Linked DNA regions of Mus musculus: region 2 is linked to region 1. A link is a loop called in an ENCODE intact Hi-C map of the cell type or tissue named here. Cell type or tissue: gastrocnemius. All regions are shown on one strand. Each heading gives the region's core, and the rest is flanking DNA. Links, peaks and the distances in the headings are about the cores only. Region 1 overlaps Bloc1s4 (biogenesis of lysosomal organelles complex-1, subunit 4, cappuccino). Region 2 holds the start of D5Ertd579e (DNA segment, Chr 5, ERATO Doi 579, expressed).

Region 1 (8,997 bases), core at 334-8,333:
TTCACAGGCTGGCTGTGGACAAACAGAAGGCCTGAGTGTGCCCAGGGACAGCAGCCTGCTTAGAATAGATCACTGAGTTTGGCTCTGAGCGGGCAGGAAAGTAGCCAACAAGAACCAGGTCTTTATGAGGGGAAGGCCCAGCTTGGCACGGGCTGTGAGTGTGTACACCTGCCATCCCTCTGCAGCCTTTGACAGGCCTCCGGCTCTGGGTGGCCCACAGGCATGCACACATGCAGCAAACAAGCTTACAGATAGACCGTCTGCAGCAGCATGAGCTTCCAGCTTCCTCCCCTCTGCCTCCCACTCCAGGACACAGGCAACTAAAGCCAGTGGACAATGAGAGCAGCCTGGGGGGCTCTGTGCTCAGGTCGTGAAGCGGGCAGCTCCTCCATCAGTCCAGGACTGGTGCTTTGGCAGCCCCTCCGACCGAGTTGGAGACGAGGGATCAGATAACAGCAATCCTGTGACCAATTTCAGAGCTGATAAAAGACATGAGCCATGGAGCCAAGACCTGCCCGAGCCCAGGCCTGGTTCACACTGATGTGGGTGGACAGCTCCTCTCTCTGGAGCACGGCAGTGCTTTATCACATTGGCTATGGAGAAAATCACTCAAGATCGAGGAGTAGCCAAAGAGCTGTTTATGAAGATCCTGGGGCTCGGAGGGGATGGATGGCTAGCCTCCCTCTGTGTTGGGCTTCTGCTGGAGGTCTCCTGTGCTGGAGAAGCTGAGCCTTGGTCAGTCCTCACTGCAACGACCAGGCGGTCTATCAGGGGCCTCAGCTTCTCCTCCAGCCTCTCCCCACAGCCCTTCCTGGGAGCTGGTTAAGTAGCTTCCTCAGAGAATTCAGCCCTCTAGCTAAGCATCTACTTGGAATGAGAGGGACTAGTAGTAGCTGCTGGTCAGGAACACTGACCCAGCGTCGGCCATACAGGAAGATGAGAGCCGGAGAAAGGACTTCTCAGCCCAGCACAGGATTGCTCAGCATGCCCTCAGGAGGCTGTGAACTCCTGGATTCTCCTTCTTTCTTTCCAGAGGAGGAAACTGAGGTCCAGGGAGCTGGATAATTGGCTTAAGACCTCTTTGCTGGGCAATGCTACACCATACTGCCCCTTGGTGGCCATAGGTAGCATGTTTAGTGCACAAGGCCAGCCCTTCTAAGGCATTAGTGGAGCTAGGCCCTCCTGGGCTAGTGGATAATCCATAGCCTTGTCAGAGTCCTGGGTGGTGTTTGCTGTCGGTGCTCATGAAAAGTGGGGTCTGCACCAGGTAAGCTCTGTGATTCCTCACCTAGTTCTCTCCATCAAAATCCCCACACAACGGACTGTACAGACAGGAGAGGCTGAGCTGAACACGGGCGCTTTTTATCCACTCCTACCTGACCACGGCTCCTTCCTTTCCTCTTTCCTGTTGTAGTAAACTTCCAACCCCAATAAGTCTATGCAAAAACACACAACTGAGTTATTATGTTTATAAGTTGTATGTCTAGATTGGGCAGATCTATCACTATACTAAGCTATTCCCCAGCTATGAGAGCCCTTGTTACTTGTTCCTTCTCCAGGGCATGTAGTTCTGCTCCATCTTTCTTCCATCTCTTTTTCCTCTGTCCTTCTCCTCTGTTGTCCCCTACCCTTCCCCCACTCTCTAAAACCTCCAGCCCCACCTTTCCCTTCCATTGCCCAATCACAGGTTCTGGCCTTTATTTGACCAGTTAGAATGGGGAGAAAGAAGGTTCACACAGAATCACCTGGGTACCTGATCCACTCCTCCTCCAGGCAGCCCCTCTGGAGGAGGCAGATTTAGCATGAGATACAAACAGCTCCATGGCAACCCACAATAATTTTCCTTCCCAGAAAACCCAGCAGCCTCCTCTTGGACCCATGGCACCCTCTGTGTTCACTCTCAGGAATGTATCTCTACACAAGGAGACACATACATGTCTCTTACGTGAAAAAGGAAAAAAGGAAGATATTCTGACCTCTCTCTCTCTTCCTCTCTCTCCCACCCCTTGACCTTCTCTTTCAATCTCTAGTATTTTAGTTAGTATCTCTCTATGTAGATCAGGCTGAGCACTGGATTACAGCCACGTGCCATCACTCTGGCCCAGACCCTGACATTTCTCTTTACATGGAGGTCTCCTATGCATTCCACTGTCACCTCTCCGGATTTACCCAGCACCAGTCAGACTAAATGACTGAGATGTTGAGTCCACACGTAGAGACTGTTTCAGCCCCAGCGCACTGTCTGTCTTCACAGGAAAACCTAATGGCATGCCCGGTTCCCCAGCACTCATCAAGGAGATATAGGGTTGGGTCATTCTTGGCTGGAGAAAAAGGGTTTGAGGCCAACCTGGGCTACATCAAACCCTGTCTCAAAAAGAAGGAGGAAGAGAAGAAGGAAAGGAGGAGGAGGAGAAGGAGGGGAGGAGGGGGAGGGGGAGGAGGAGGAGGGGGAGGGGGAGGGGGAGGGGGGAGGAGGGGGAGGGGGGAGGAGGGGGGAGGAGGGGGAGGAGGAGGAGGGGGGGGAGGAGGAGGAGGAGGAGGAGGAGGGGGAGGAGGAGGAGGAGAAGGAGGAGGAGAGGGGAGGAGGAAGAAGAGGAAGAGATCTAATGGAGAGGCAGGATGATACTTTTGTGGCCACCTCATGGCCTTTCAATGTGTTTCTTCTTAGGCCCTGAGCCCAGTCATGTTCTGCATGTCTTTGGTCCTTGCTTGGGGCCCAGTATAGGTGACACTACTTGCCAATGGCCCTGACCATCCTGAACCACCCTAAAGCAACACTGGGTACTTTGCTCCTGACGAATAAAGAGTCCCCTTCCCTAGGCTTTTATAGAGCCAGGCTCTTGAGCTCACCCACCTCTGCTGCCCTGGTGGACTGGACTTGGACAAAGTCACTTCCGGCCTACCTTTGGTTTCTTGGGGCCTTCTCAGCCCCTGCAACCTCAAGAGCCAGTTCCCCCAATAACCCCTTCCCATAGAGCTATGTGCACATCCTCTTGGTTCCTCAGCCTCTCAGGAGAACCCTGACTGATACAGTGTGGCAGAGATGGAGCCAGGGAAGGGGGTGGCAGGATGGATAAGAGGGATACTGGCTCCTTCAAGGAACTCACACATCAGGCTGGACGAGACATGGCTACAACCCAAAGACACAAAGGAGGAAGTTGGAAGGAGATGTCTCCAAAGTCGAGGCCAGTATACACACTGGGGACCAAGAGTCTTGGAGGCACCAGGCACCCTCTCCACCTCCCTGTCAGCTGCCCTCTTGTCCCCATTGTCCCCTTCCATTCATTCCAGGTACATTGATAGTGCCTGCTGTCATCATTGGCTTAGCCCTGGGTGCCACTGGTTCAGAATAAACAAAAGGGACAAAGTTCAAGTCCTTCCCTTAACCAGGAGACAAGGAATAAGTAAATAAATGACCCTGCTTCTTTTGGAGGAAGGTCAGAGCTTTGAGGACAGTGAAGGGTGGGGAGCGTGCCGGTCGTGGTGCTTGCCGTGCGATTTCAAATGTTTTTCATGCAGCTTCCGCCTCACTCCGCTCACCACTCCACGCAAGAGGAACAGACATTGTGCCTTGGCTTCCACTTATTCTGTGTTTGTGCTCTGTGTGTCTGTCATGGAGGTCCGGAGTGTTGTGGCTGAGTCCTTCTACAAATCTTAGATGACCGAGTTTGAATTCCTTTCGGCCATGGCTAGATTCGCAGTTTTCATGCTTTCCCTACCCCTATAGCGCCCCCTGGTGAGAAGACGCTGTCCTGCAAGCCAAATGGTCCAGAGATGCCTTATTTCCATAGCCATCTTTTCATCTTGTCCCCACTCCCTAACCCCAAGCTGGGCTTCACTACACGGGAAGGATCCCCTCTCCCTTTGGTCGGTGAAGGGCCTAAAATAAATGGTCTCACATTTATTGATGGGACTGATGGTTTAAGCCACTTTGGAAAAAGTTCTCTACAGCCTCTTAGCACATTTAAGGTCTCAGAAAAGGTGAATTCCACATGTAGCCTGGCCTTATGTCTGGTGTTCCTACAAAGCCCATATGGTTTCCCTAGGAGTACATGTACTGTGTTTAACCAGTGTGGTCTTGGATCCATGATTTGGACTAAGTTGGTATTCAACCTCAGCTGTTAGTCTGCCCTGTTCTTGAGCTAGAAAGCACATATTTTTCTCTGTGTGTTCTTGGCCTGTGTGTTTTCCTAAGCCAGGAAATATATAGCTTGCTCACTGGGTATAGCACTTGGTATAGCTTGCTCACTGGGCCAGTCTGACTGCTAGTCACTTGACAGACATCTGAATGTCCCTAGCACATTGTTACTGCTGAGAATCCAGGCAAAGCAAGCAGGACCCAGGGAGCGTCTTTGGTCATGCGTACAGGCGATGAGGCAGCTAGTTGGATAATACCACAGCCGCTATTACACAGGACTGCTGGTTTGCTTCCAGGTCAGGATCCAAAAAGAAGTAGGAAGGTTGTTGCAAATTTGTGGGGATGGGGGTGAGCCCTATGGGAACTGTCTGCGCACAAAGCAGATTTCTGGTTTTATTCCATTTATGTCCAAATCAACTACTGAGAGCATTGGGTAAAGGCTGGTGCATGGGACTCAAGGGTGTTTTTTTTTGGGGGGGTGGTACATGTGCATGTGTGCATATATGTGTGTGGGTCCATGTACAAGCCCAGGCATGGAGAGAACAAAAGACAGCCTTTGGTGCCATTCCTCAAGAGACCTTGTTTTTGTTTCTTTTGAAATAGAGTCTCTCATAGTCCACCCAATAGGCTGGGTGCCCTGGGTGGCCGGCAAGCCCCAGGAATCCTCCTGCCTGTGCCTTTGATACTGGGATGACAAGTGCACACCATGATGCCTGGGGTTTCTTCTGTGGGATCAAGCTCAGGTCAAACACTGCACATACACACAGTATGTACATATAAACACAGCCATCTTCGCAGCCAGACTCAGATTTCTAAAGCCCCTTGACTGTGTGCACAAATGGACAGCAAGGAAGAAGCAGGGGACTGCCTGGGACTGCCTGGGACCGCCTGGGGCTGCCGAGCTGCTGGATCAACACACTGCTGGCAAGGGACGATGCTAATGCAGATGGGATCGGGGGTTGTGCACCGGGATACACTCCAGTGACAACTTGGATGCCACCCCTTTCTTTGTGAACATCAGGCCACTCTAAACCACAGAACTCTAAAAGGTATTCCTGTGAGCAAGTTCAGAAAGTTAGACATTCATCAGGTAAGACCCCAAAGTAGGACTCCATTTTTTTTTCTTTTGTGACTCACTCTTATATGACCTACACTCACACCCTGCCAGGCATCCTGAGCCCCTCTTTCATCTTGTTCACTTCGAACAGAAAAAAAAAAAAAAAAAAAAAAAAAAAGGACATCCTTAGATCCTTAGGAACTGGCTTTGCACCTTCCCATGGGGTCCCTTCTGAAAGTTATGTAGCCAAGCTAGCTACAAACTTCAAATTCCGGGCCATTACTAGTCTTTTTCTACTGTTTGGTTTTAAGCCCCACCCTCATGCATGTATGTTCAAGTGCATGTGTGTACACAGGCTCACACATGTGGGAGTTTGCCTGGGTGGAAGGCAGAGTGTGTTCGTACCCCTCCGAGGTTTCTTACTGGGTCCTTGAGCTGTTTCAGCAGGAATGTAGCTAGAGACCCCCCCAACCCTCCACCCCCACCCCCCGGGATCCACTTGTCTCTGCCCCTCAGTGCTGGGTTACAGATGCATACCTCTATGCCTAGATTTTATGCCTAGCTGGAGAGGTAAACTGAGTCATCAGCTTGCATAGCAAGCATGCCACCACTGTCATTCCCCAGCCCTTTTGTGTCTTGTATGTCTCAAGAACAACTGTTTTAATGGCTTACAGCCACGCATGGTGGTTTACCCATGATCTCCAGCTGTTTCTGCACTACCAGAGCAGGTGAAGTCATGGGAACACATGCCTACCATTTGAAAACCTTGGCCTTTTCAGGAGTACTGACTGCTCCCTATCAGGTGCACACAAGACACTAGGAACAGTTTGAGATTGACTCCTGAAAGTTCTGGCATGGGAAACAGTCACAGACTGCTTGCTGGCACCTCAGTGGCCAGCATTTCATACATATAAGTCCAGTCAGGGTTGCCAGAGGCTGATATCAGCTGAGAAACATCCTATACCCTGCTAATCTTAGCAGGCATGCTTTTGCACGCAAAATAGACTGATCCAAGGGTGACTGGTGGGGTGCCCATCCCTTGTTTTGCCAGTCACATCCATTTATATGAAGTGGGCTGCTCCAGACCCAAGCAGCAGAGATGGCCTGTATTTAGTCATTTTATGTGCATGAGTGTTTTATTTCTTTTCATCATCCTGGTGCCCTCGGAACTGGAATTACAAGTGATTGTGAGCCTCGACAGGGTTGCTGGGAATTGAACTGGTGTCCTCTAGAAAGAGCAGCCAGTGTTCTTAATCACAGAGCCATCTCTCCAGCCCCAGGCCTGTATTTAATGAATGGGCCAGGTAGCCTTTTTCTAGGTGGTATTAACTTGGCAAGAGGCAGAAGACACAGTTTTCAAAGATCCAGAGTTGGAAGGGGGAGCCAAGAGGCCTGAAGGTGGCCTTGCTAAGCAGTTACAGGAGCACCTACATTCCTTGTTTTTACAGACAGGACCATACTCCCAGTCTACCCAGTTTGCAGCTCAGATTGGCTCCAAACTGGAGATGCTGCTGCCTATTCCTCCTGAACGCTGGGGTGACAGGGAGGGAAGACTCACATATGACTACAACTTTCATCTTTGAGGTCAACAAAGAACTTTCATCTAATGTCCGGTACTGTGGGAGCCAGCAACTGTCCACATTAAGGCCACAAATCTACTTAGAAACTCCAGAGGCACCCACTAACTGGGATGCCAGCTGCCAGGACGTTTTAGAAACAAGGTTCACATGTTATCATCTGGACCAGGACTTCTCCATGTATTCTCTGAAGGTTTTATGATTAGCTTTAAAATACTGAGACCCTCTCTAAGGCTTACCACCTTCTCCTCAGCCTTGCTTATGATTTTCTAAGTAAATATATAAATAACATAATCGATGTGTACTTCATAGCACTTTTATGTTGTTTTATTGTACAGATACTAAATCTAAGATTTAAAAGTTTCATAATTCTGCCTTAAGCGTGCTTAAAAACTTTTTGTACAGATATGTAAACAACTTTTTGTTGATGTTTTTCAAGACAAGGTTTCTCTGTGTATTCCTGGCTGTTCTGGAACTTGCTCTGTGGACCAGGCTGGCCTCAAACTCAGATCTGCCTACCTTTGCCTCCCGAGTCCTGGTATTAAAGGCGTGTTTCTACTGCCTGGAGTGAACAACCTTTTAAGAAAAGAGTTGTAGCTAACAGACACTGTGAGTGCTCACAAAACTGAAGTGGGCTAGCTGGGCAATGGTGGTGCATGCCTTTAACTCCAGCACTTGGGAGACAGACACAGGAAGGTCTCTGAGTTGGAGCCTAGCCTGGTCCAAGAGGACAGCTGGGACTACACAGAAAAACCCTGTCTTCAAAACCAAGTGGGAACAGACCATGCTCTTAACTGCTGAGCCATCTCTCTAAAACCTTACGAAAGCAATCTTTTTTTTGGTGTTTTTTGAGACAGGGTGCTACTCTTTAGCACAGGCTGTCCTGGAACTCTATTTTCACATTCATTGACTGTCATAAAAATATATTAATAATTTCTAGTAGCACCCACTAGATTCTGAACAGTAAATGTAGGTCACTTGTCCCCTCAGCTTTTAAACCTGTTTCTTGATGTGAACTACAAATCAAATGAAAAAAAATATGTCACCATACAACACAGAAGGCCCATGAAAAGCAAAAGGAGATAATACTATCACATTTATTTACTGAGGGTTGTAACCCTGGCTCTCCTAGAACTCACTATGTAGACCAGTCTGGCCTCAAACTAAGAGATCCACCTGCCTTTGCCTTCTGTGTACTGGGATTAAAGGCGTGCACCACCATACCTGGCTAAGTCATCTATTTACTGATATATGGTCTTCTTAACTACCCAGGCTGACCTGGAGCTTACTCTACAGCCCAGGTTATCCTGCTACTCTGATCTTCCTGCCTCCGACTCCTGAGTGCTGGGATTGCAAATGTGTGCTATCACATCTGGTTCCATTACCGACTTTACCCTGACAGACAGCAAGAGACTCAGCTGAGTACTACCTGGGAGAACCAACTTAGGAAATAGTAGTTTGTTGGTAAGGGACCCGTGTGCCCCAAAGTGAAAGAACAAAACCCTTCTGCTCAACGAGACTCGGGGGAAGAACCGCAGAACTGTGAGAAGAGCAGCGAGGTTGGCTCTTCACACAAACCTTCCAAAGAAGGAAGTTGCCTTTTCTTACCCCACTACTAAAAACATGAACGACAGGCTCATTTCCAAACAAACTATGGTAAATAATCTCCAGAAGGAAATCTCTGCCAAAGAAATTTAACATTTTAATTGATGTGCTATAAATAGAACACTGACAACCATACATTAATATTCTTGCTTTGATAAACTAAGCTTCCAGTCAAACTGTCAAATACAACTTCAGGACTCCCTGCAACAAAACGCCCAGTTTGCTATCTTAAGAAACTGTCTTCTTTCCTTTGGCTTACAGTCTACACCATAGAAAATTGAATATAATACAAAACAATTTACTATCTATCCCAGAAGGCTACAGAAAACTGAACCACTGTTAGGATTTAATAATACAGCTTTAATTTCTTGGGCACTTTTGATCATATAAATATATAAATCTTAACAAGGAAACACTGTTCACTGTAATAAAGGCCATAAAAATAACAGCTCTGCCGTATTGCACCGATAAATTAATTCAGTTGGCTTCCCCAGGTCCCCACCAAAGAGCTTTCGAATCCGAACTGGAAGACATAGAGACCTACACTCTTGGCATCGAATACTGACGATGTCAAGTCGTTTGCAGAAAATAAACTTTAACCTTTCACATCCCGGCATCAC
Region 2 (8,997 bases), core at 432-8,431, 49 kb before region 1:
CTAATTAAGATGGAAAAATGTATCAGAGAGTAAAGAGTTAATTCTGAAAATCAGATACAAAGAATATTTCAGTGAAGTCTTCAAGATTCCAATAGCTTGATGGATGGAAAGGGAACCAGACAGTCATGAGATAGCCAGCAATTCCATGCTAAGGTATAAGGTACTGTGGCTTGAATCTGCAATGTCCCTTGCAGGCTCATGTACTGGTCCTCTGCAGGTTATTGGCACTTTACTGGGAAATGTTGGACATCTCTCATTGCCCACCTCCTCTCCTCCTCTCCCCTTCTCTTTTCCTAGCTATCAGGAGATGAGAAACTTTGTTCCACTATATGTCTTCTACCATGAGGGTACTGAAACCACAAACAAACCTTTCTCCCACTTAAGATGTGTATGTCAAATAAAAGTCTAAAACAGAAAATTGGCCCCAGAAAAGTGAGGTCATTGCTGTTTGCTGCTGGTGTAGGTAGAAGCCTTTGGACCCAGTCTTACAGGAGGAATATTAAAGACTTTAGAAAAACAAGCCAGCTGGGCAGTGGTGGTGTACGCCTTTAATTCCAGCACTTGGGAGACAGAAGCAGGCGGATTTCTGAGTTCGAGGCCAGCCTGGTCTACAGAGTGAGTTCCAGGACAGCCAGGGCTACACAGAGAAACCCTGTCTCAAAAAACCAAAAAAAAAAAAAAAAAAAAGAAAAGAAAGAAAAAAAAACAAGCCAAAGCCAAGAGTGTTGTCAGTAGAACTTAATGGACAATTTTGGTGGGAGCTCAGAAGACTAAAAGTCATTAAGAATGTGGGCATTAAAGACAGGTTTCAGACAGCAAAGACTGCTGGAAACTGGACTAGAAACTGTACATGTTACACTATAATAAAGAAGATACCTAAATTTTATCCATTTATCAAAACACTAAACTCCATGACAGGCTGAGTTTATGAGTGATCCACTGGAAATTCCAAAGGAATGAGGTTTACTAACAGCTATTAGCATTTATAATGAGAAAAAAGCAGCAAAGACTGAAAAACTTGCATCATGGTCAGAAAAGTTGGGGCCAAAGAAAGTGTGACTACTGAAGAAATTAGGGCCATTAATTATAAGAGGATTATCATCAAGGCAAAGGGTGTCTCCAGGGCATCTTAGGAACTGGCCAGAACTCATACATCACAGGTTTAAGGACAGTAAAGCGTAAACTAATTTGGGATACATCTTCCTTGAGAAGAGAGAAAATATCGTGAGTAGACAAGGCCAAGGCCATCTGGGAAGCTGTTTCCCCAGGATGTGTCCATTGTGCTCAGGCACCCAGGTACTCTTGAGGCTGCTGTAGCTATGGTCTCAGGGAGCCACTACAACTGCAACTGGCAGCAATCCTTGCCCTTCCAAGTGATACTGAGTTAGCAGGTTTCCACCCAGATTTCAAAGAAAAGCCTGAGAGGTTGAGAAATATGTGATAAGAAGAGAGTCCCTGCACTATGACGTCATTGAGTGGAACCATCCCAAGAAAGTTCAGATGGGCTGCATGCAAACAGCAAAGCCAAATGGCAGGGTTGCCCAAGCCCTCTGGAGCCTACAACATACCTCAGAAGACAGACAAGGAGCAGCAAGCTTTAAAGTTTGCCTTGATGGGTCCATGCAATCCTTACTGGCTATTCCGTTCTACATTTTAGAATGGAAATGTTTACTCTGTGCCCTTGTGTGTGTAACTTTTTTTTTTTTTTTTACAGGAACTCATATAGCTGAGATATTGCCTCAAGTCTTAGAAGAGACTTTGGACTTTTGAGCAATGTTGAAATATAATACATTGGGGACTCTTGAGATAGAGTAAATATACAAATACATTTTGGGGCCCAGGGTGGAAAGCTGTAAATCTGAAATGTGCCCCTTGGGCTTATTTGAACATTTGGTCACCAGCTGAGGGCACTATTTTTGAAGGTGCTAAAAACATCAGAAGGTGAAACTTAGTAGAAAGAAGTAGGTGGCTGGAGGCAGGTTCTTTGTGTGTCTGTCTCTGCCCTTTGTCTGTCTTTCTCTGTTTCCTGGCTTCCGTTAGGTTGAGTTCTCTAAGCTACCATATCTATCCTCTGTCGTGATGGACTGAGTTCTCAGAACCGGAAGCCAGAACAGAACTTTCCTCCCAGAGGGTGTTCTGGGAGCTGCCTGGCATGTGAAGTACAAGAAGGCATATAGTTTCAGACATAACTAAAAGAATAAACACAGGCGGCAGTGCTTTTAGGGTACATTCTTAACCCTTTCTATACTGCCTCTTAGTGAAGGGAAGAGTGTACATTCTTTCCTAGAGGCCAGCAATAGCTTCAGAGGGTAGAGCAGGGGAACCAGGCAAGAAAGCATTCAAGGAAGGTAGATTAAAAAGTGCATAGAGGGGCAGGGGATGTAAGTGGGTTGGTAGAGTGCTTGTCTAGAATACATGATGCCCCAGGGTTTAATCCTGAACACTATAAGAAAAAGAAAAAAAGAGGGGAGCAGGAACAACAAAAGCATGAATACAGAGCTGGGAAAAATCTGATGCCTGGGCTCAGCAGTTAAGTAATTATACTCACTGCTCTTCAGGAGGACTAGAGTTCAGATCCCAGCTCCCAAGTCAGGCAGATCACAACTGCCCGGAACTATGGCTCCAAAGAAATCCAACACCACCTTCTGGTCTCTAAGGGAAAAATATGCATATACATGCATATAAATAAAAATAAATCTTTCTTTAAAAAAAAAATCCGGTAATCAAAACCGCTCTCAGGGCCAGTAAGATGGCTTGGTAGATAAAGGCATTTGCCAAGCCAGCCTGGAAACCTGAGTTCAACCCCTAGATGCCAGCTCACTACAAAGCAAAAGACATACAGAAGATGAGACTTCTCGTTTCACAGAGACTGAAGGTCACGAGATATAACAAGCTTGCCCACAGTGACCCAGGAAGCAAGAGGGGGGCTGGAATGTAACTCCAGTCTTTCCAATCCAGTACTAACGAGTTAATAAGTCTTCTTGAAAGCAATATTTTATATTTAATTTCCACAAAAGAAACATTTTAAGAAAAAGCATGCCGTCCATCCACAGGGCCTACAGCAAGAAGGAATTCATTCTGAGGGATTTCCAAAGGCTCCAGAGAGGATACAGTATCTTATAAGAATCTTTTGAAACTAGAGAAAGCAGAAGTGGGGGACCCTCAAATCAGAAGAAAGAGTATAAATCAAGAACATCTGAAACTGCTTGGTGTGATCAGAGCAACGGTAGTCTTACAAGGTAATGTGGAAAGGAGATGGCCAGGACAGGGTGACTGCACTGCACTGCCAGGGACCTCCCACACTGCGTTTATAACTGTACTCTAAGCTCCAAATCCCAGGTGCTTAGACGCTTGCAGGACCAGAGGCTGCCATGTGTCTGGGAAAGAGAATCCTGGAAACCAGGCAAAGTAGAGAGAAAGCAACAGTGGCCTGAAGACAACTGACTGCTTCCAGCCTGCAGGGGAATCTGAGGACTCAGACATATCAGCACTAAGCGGCATTTTAAGAGCTTGAGTGAGGATGACATTACTTCACATCGCCCCCTCTGCCTCTCTATCCTGCAAGGCAGGTCTCAGCATTCTTCCCATTTCACAGATGACAAAACTAGCTCAGAGGCCATTAGCTGCTCCAAGTCAAATGATGCAAAAAAACAGGGGCAAAGCTCAGGCTTGGTGCATTTCCACACAAAAGAAGAAGAGCAAGTCCAACACTTTTAAAGAGCCCTGGGATAAAATCAGGCACAGATGGAGCTACACAACAAATGGGAGCAAGCAAAACACCATTAAGTTTCTTTTTTAAATGTTCATAATTTGTATATCAAATCAATCATTCTTTAAAATTCTTAATTTGCCTTGTTAAATGTTGCCATGTTAAAAATATTTACCCTTATGTTCAAAGAACAATACATGTATCTCTATGACACTAAATAAGAGTAAAACTCTCCTACTTTCTTAATGAAAATAGGCTCATATAAAACCTGTTACAGTCAATTTGAAGGCCTATTTTGTTTTACATTCTGAGAATTTAATAGCGGACTTCATCTGGGCTACATTTCCAGCCCTAACTACTTTTTAAATGATTAAACATTTGTGGCGTCCCAGCGATGGGGAGGCTGACATGGGAGGACCCCTGAGGCTTGCTGGCCAGTCACCCTTGCTGAACTAGTGAGTTCCAGGTTCAGTGAGAGACCATGACTCAAATCCCAGCATTTCAAAGTCAGAGGCAGACATAGCTCTAAAGTACTTGGCCAGCCTAATCTACCTAGTGAGACCCTATCTCAAAAGTAACACCTGAGGGCTGGAGAGATGGCTCCGTGATCAAGAGCACGGGCCGGTCTTCCACAGGACCGGGGTTCAATTCCTAGCAACTGCACAGTGGCTCACAACTGTATGTAACTCCAGTTCCAGGGGATCTGACACCCTTACACAGATATACATGCAGGTAAAATACCAATACACATCAAATAAATATTTTTAAAACAATTATAAAAAACATCTGATATTGATCACTGGCCTCCACGCGTTAAATATACATGCACCCAAACACACACATTAATATATAATTATAATTCAATGTTTGTCTAAGAGAAGATAGTGGGGAAATATGATAAAGGGACATTATAGAGATATATAAATGAACTTGTGAAAGAACACGTTTTAAAAGTACATCAGTTGGCAAGAATAGCAACTAAATCTACAATAATAAGTATCAACTGCAAGAAGCCTCCATGGGTATTTCAAATGCACAGTTCCAGAATGGTTTTTGTCATAAAGATCCTGAGACCTAGTTAAGAATGGTTCAGCCCAAAACATCTGCGGGCGAATATTTGACCTTCAGAATGCAGAGTGACAGATATTTTTCCCCTTCTTTTAAATCTGAAGTCTCTAAAACCGACAAAGTGTCATGCAACGGGTCCTATACTGGTGGCAGAAATCTTGCGTGGGGTTTTCACTGCATAGGCTTTTCCATGGCATCACCTGTTATCCAAACTGCACGTCCCCGGCTCCTCGGCAAGCCTCTCCTACCGTTTCCTTAGCAAGCCAAGAACCAGAAACGCAAAATGCATTGTCAGTTACTTGGGCAACAAGGCAAAGCAGGTGATGAGACCCAAGAACCCCGTTTAGTAAATGACTCCGGAGTCGCATGTCCCCCTCCCGTTTATCCCCCATCTCACTTTTCTTGGTTAAACCTTTAAGGTTTGTCTACAGAAGGGCAAACACTGAAGGGAGGGGCTGCCAGGTTCGGGGTCTGCTCCCCACTGCTCGCCCTGTCCTGGCCTCTACGCAAAGCGCTCAGCCCTGGCCCGGCGTCCACCGGGAGCTCCCGGGACGCCGGCCGGAAGCCGGGCCGCGAGGGTCCGGGCGGTGGCGCGCGCAGGCCGGCGACTCCGGGGCCTGTCACTTCTGCCCTCGGCCGTCACCTTCTTCGACCCCGCGCCATAGGCCCGCGTGCCCGCCACTCACCGCGCCGCGCCCGCCCCCGACCGCCGAAGGACAAAGCTGAGGGCGCGGGGCGAGGCGAGGCCGCTGTCCTCAGGCCGGGCCGCCTCAGCCCGCCGCGGCCCATTGTGCGCACTCATCGCACGCCGCCCGCGGGGTCCTCGAGCCGGACATCCCTCTGGCCCGCCACCCGCCACGGCCCCGCTCCCGGCCGCCGCCTACCTGCCAAGGCTACCGGGTGGGCGCCTCTCCTTGCGCTCCGAGGGCTGCAGGCGGCTGCCGAGCGCCGGGCGGCCCTGGCCTGCGCCTTACGTAAAGCGGCGGCGGCCCCAGCGCCAGGCGGCGGAGGGCGGGAGGCGGCGCGCGGCAGCCGCTCCGCTGCGTTACCTGGCAACAGCCTCAGCGCCCGGCCAGCCAACGCCGCGTTCCATATCCTTCCGCCCAGGCGCCGGGATTACATCAGCGCGCCGGGGCTCCGCCCTCGTGCTGTGTGGGTGGGGGAGCAGCAGGCGCGCAGGACTGGATTCTGGGGTCCTGAAGATCCTGACACCACGAGGCCGACCTGAGGATCCGAGGCTTTGAAGCTTTACCAGGCCCTGAGAGAGGGCTCCTGGGTCGGTGACCTCCCGCTGGGTCACTGAGACCCGGCTTTGCAGAGCCCTTCCAACACAAACCCCCGCGTTACACCTGTCCGCGCCCCCTCTTCGCCATGTCCTGGAATGGCTGGAGTGGGCGGCTTAACATAAAGACTTCAATTAAAAACAAAAAGTGACATGGCTTTTTTATGTTATTATTAAGTAGGCAAAAAATAAAAGACCTTCTGGAAGATTCGGAAGTGGGAGCCAAAAATGTGCACTAACCTTTTAATCAAAAGCCTCTTCCCACCTACTCACCTTCCCTAAATGTGACTCCTAGGCTCTTCCAGAAAAGCAGATGTAGATGTCAGAAGTACCAGGAAGAAAAGCCAGAGATGTGCCTTCTATACAAAGGCAAGAACAGGTCCCGTAGGGGAGTGACCTGCATGTAGTTCATCAAACTCATTGAGCACCGCCAGGCACCAGGCCCTGTTCTTGGGTTCAGAGTCTGAGACCCGGAGTTCCCAAGCTCAGCTCAGGCTTCTGGGAGGAGCAGAGAACTGGAAGTACTTTTCTGCTGAGGTAGGCTGGACTCTTGTATGCAAGCCAAGGTCAGGAACCTAAAAGAACTGTCCTTTCATAGAATCCATACTGTTCCAACAAACATCTTTTCACTCTCCCGGAGAAACCCAAAGTAAAGCCTTCCTGGAGAGACCCGGAACAGGCTGGGGAGTGGGTGACGCCTCGGGATGGAGGCAGAATTTGAGCACAGGCCTTTGGCTCTATTGTCGGGGATCTTTTCCTTCACCCAAGTCTTACCCTTCCTTAGTTTGCTCCCCCTTTTGTTGCCTCGGGGTTCATTTGAGGTGAGTCACAAGCCACAGTTTTATTTACTACACATCTTTTGGTTACCTGTTCCAGGGCGGGCAGCCAGGCAAACTCATATAACATGCGAGAGAGTGGAAAATCCAGGGTCATCTGAGAGTGAAGGTGGGCATAAATGGTGTCAGGATCTTCAGGACCTCAGAAGCCAGGCTTGCACAGACCAGGGAAACATTTCCCTAAATATGGAGAATTTGCACACATTTTTTGGTACATACATCCATAATAACATTAGTGTCTCCTAGTCTGTACCTTCTGTAAAGGCATATCGATAGTAGGGCAGTTTTAAAAGAGTAACAAAGTATCGCAAACATATGAAAGGAAAGATAACACAGCCACTTTGTAGCCATCCTGTTGACTATAATCTGTGTGTATGTGTTCCTCGGGTGATTGTGGGCAGGCACCTGTGGAGGTCAAAGGGTAACATCAGTTATCAATCACACTCCATCTTATGTTTTTTAGACTTATTTATTGATGTGTACTAATGGATCGCAGTGTGGGGTCAGAGGACAACCCACAAGAGTCCGTTTCTCTCCTTCTACCGTGTGAATTCCAGGGATCAAACTTAGGTCCTCAGGGCAACAAACTTTTACCCACCGAGAATCTCTCATCAGCCCTCTGTCTTTTGTGTTTGTGTGTGTGTTTTGGTTTTTAACCTTGTGAGACATTGCCTCTCACGGAACCTGGAGCTCATAGGTTCAGCTAGACTGGCTTGCTAGCCAGCTCGGGGCCGGGGGGGGGGGGGGGGGGGTGGGGGGTGGGGGGGGGCTTCCTGTGCTCCCTCCCCAGTGCTAGAATTAAAGGCATGCACTCCTTAGGCCAGGTGTGGTAGTGTGCCAACACCCAAGAAGCAGTGGCAGGCCTCCTGATCTCTGTGAGTTCAAGGCCAACCTAGTCTACATAGTGAGTTCCAGGTGTACATAGTGATGTACATAGATGTCATAGTGACATAGTGACACCCTGTCTTAATAAGAAAAAAAGAAAAGAAAAGAAAAAAAGAAAAAGGCATACACTCTTGCTCCCACTTATTTTTTAAATGTGGATACTGGGGATCCAAACTCATGCAGGTGCTTTTACTAACTGGGCAGTCTCCCCAACCTCCCCCCGCCCCCCCAAAACAAAAAACTTTACTTTTGTTACTCAATCACAGGCCAGGTTTTTTTTTATAAACCACTGATTACTAAACCTTGAAGAATTTCCTGAAAGAAAAAAAAATCATAGTAGCTTGGAGGATTTGGAGGCAGTGAGGAAGTCACAGAAGACTGAAAGTGGTTTCCTTTGTCTTAATGAAGTAACGCCTGCAATTCCGACTGTACTGATCGGGAGCTCTGGAAGGTGTGTGGACTGCAGTCTCAGGACCTTTGCACCTGTGGAACCTTTGCCCAGGCTCTCCAGATCTTTGCCTCGCTGGCTCCTTCCCGTTCCAAGGTCAGGTCCAGTGTCAGCCATACATATATACTTTCCCTGATGCCAATTTATAGCAGTCTGCTTCCCAGTCCTGCAGTGTTTCTCGGGTCCCAGTTCTGAGCAATACTTGAGAGTATCTTGTTTGTGTGTTGGTTTTCACATTGAGACCCTTTTTCCAGGAGAGTGGTGTCCTTGTCCAGGGGGTTCATTTATGCAATTTGGTCTTCTATGGCTACTCTTTCGGAGAGCTCAGACTCAGCAGTACCCTGCCTTCCACTTGCCACTCTACACGTGTCTTCCTTAAAGTTGCTGCCTACAGATCAGCTGAGGTGAACTCAGGATAACTTCGGCTCTGGTGCCATAGCTGTGGTCCCCAGGGAACACAAATGAGGCCAGAGGCCCCTGCTGAAACAGAGTAGCAAAAGAAGAAACAGTGGCAGAGCTCCCATTCATCTCTGAAAAAAAAAATCATCATCATAGTTGTGTTTGTTCGCTCGCTCTCTCTCTCTCTCTCTCTCTCTCTCTCTCTCTCTCTCTCTCTCTTGCTCTCTGGCTCTCATTCTGCCAGTGTGTGTGTATGTGTGTGTGTGTGTGTGAGAGAGAGACAGAGAGAGAGAGAGAGAGAGAGAGAGAGAGAATCTCAGGTTCAGAGACATAAACCACTTATCTGACCCCTGCACAAAGACACATGATG

What was found. Hi-C counts contacts between places; a loop is a spot of excess contacts. Peaks named below come from ENCODE experiments on the same cell type or tissue, not always from the same donor. Only the 100,000 strongest peaks of a DNase experiment are listed, where the experiment ranks them.
Region 2: it touches region 1 in a loop (3-fold over the local background); 20 of 42 quality-filtered maps call a loop at or near these places.

Annotation. Positions count from the first base shown.
Region 1 is chr5:36,738,923-36,747,919 of GRCm38, forward strand. Bloc1s4 (biogenesis of lysosomal organelles complex-1, subunit 4, cappuccino) reads right to left here. Exons shown (of 1, transcript NM_133724.3): 1 at 8,452-8,997. Among named protein-coding and RNA genes, the nearest start is that of Bloc1s4, 5.3 kb to the right of the region's middle. In gastrocnemius, for the core only: CTCF peaks have their summits at 1,117 (motif pointing left) and 3,745 (motif pointing left); DNase peaks (open chromatin) are centred at 1,117 and 3,732; H3K4me3 peaks cover 1,164 bases; H3K27ac peaks cover 991 bases.
Region 2 is chr5:36,690,194-36,699,190 of GRCm38, forward strand. D5Ertd579e (DNA segment, Chr 5, ERATO Doi 579, expressed) reads right to left here and starts at 5,828. Exons shown (of 9, transcript NM_001081232.3): 1 at 5,662-5,828. Gm32725 (a long non-coding RNA gene) reads right to left here. Exons shown (of 3, transcript XR_868354.3): 3 at 8,041-8,758. In gastrocnemius, for the core only: a CTCF peak has its summit at 5,370; DNase peaks (open chromatin) are centred at 5,029, 5,484, 5,861, 6,512 and 1 more place; H3K4me3 peaks cover 3,027 bases; H3K27ac peaks cover 5,995 bases.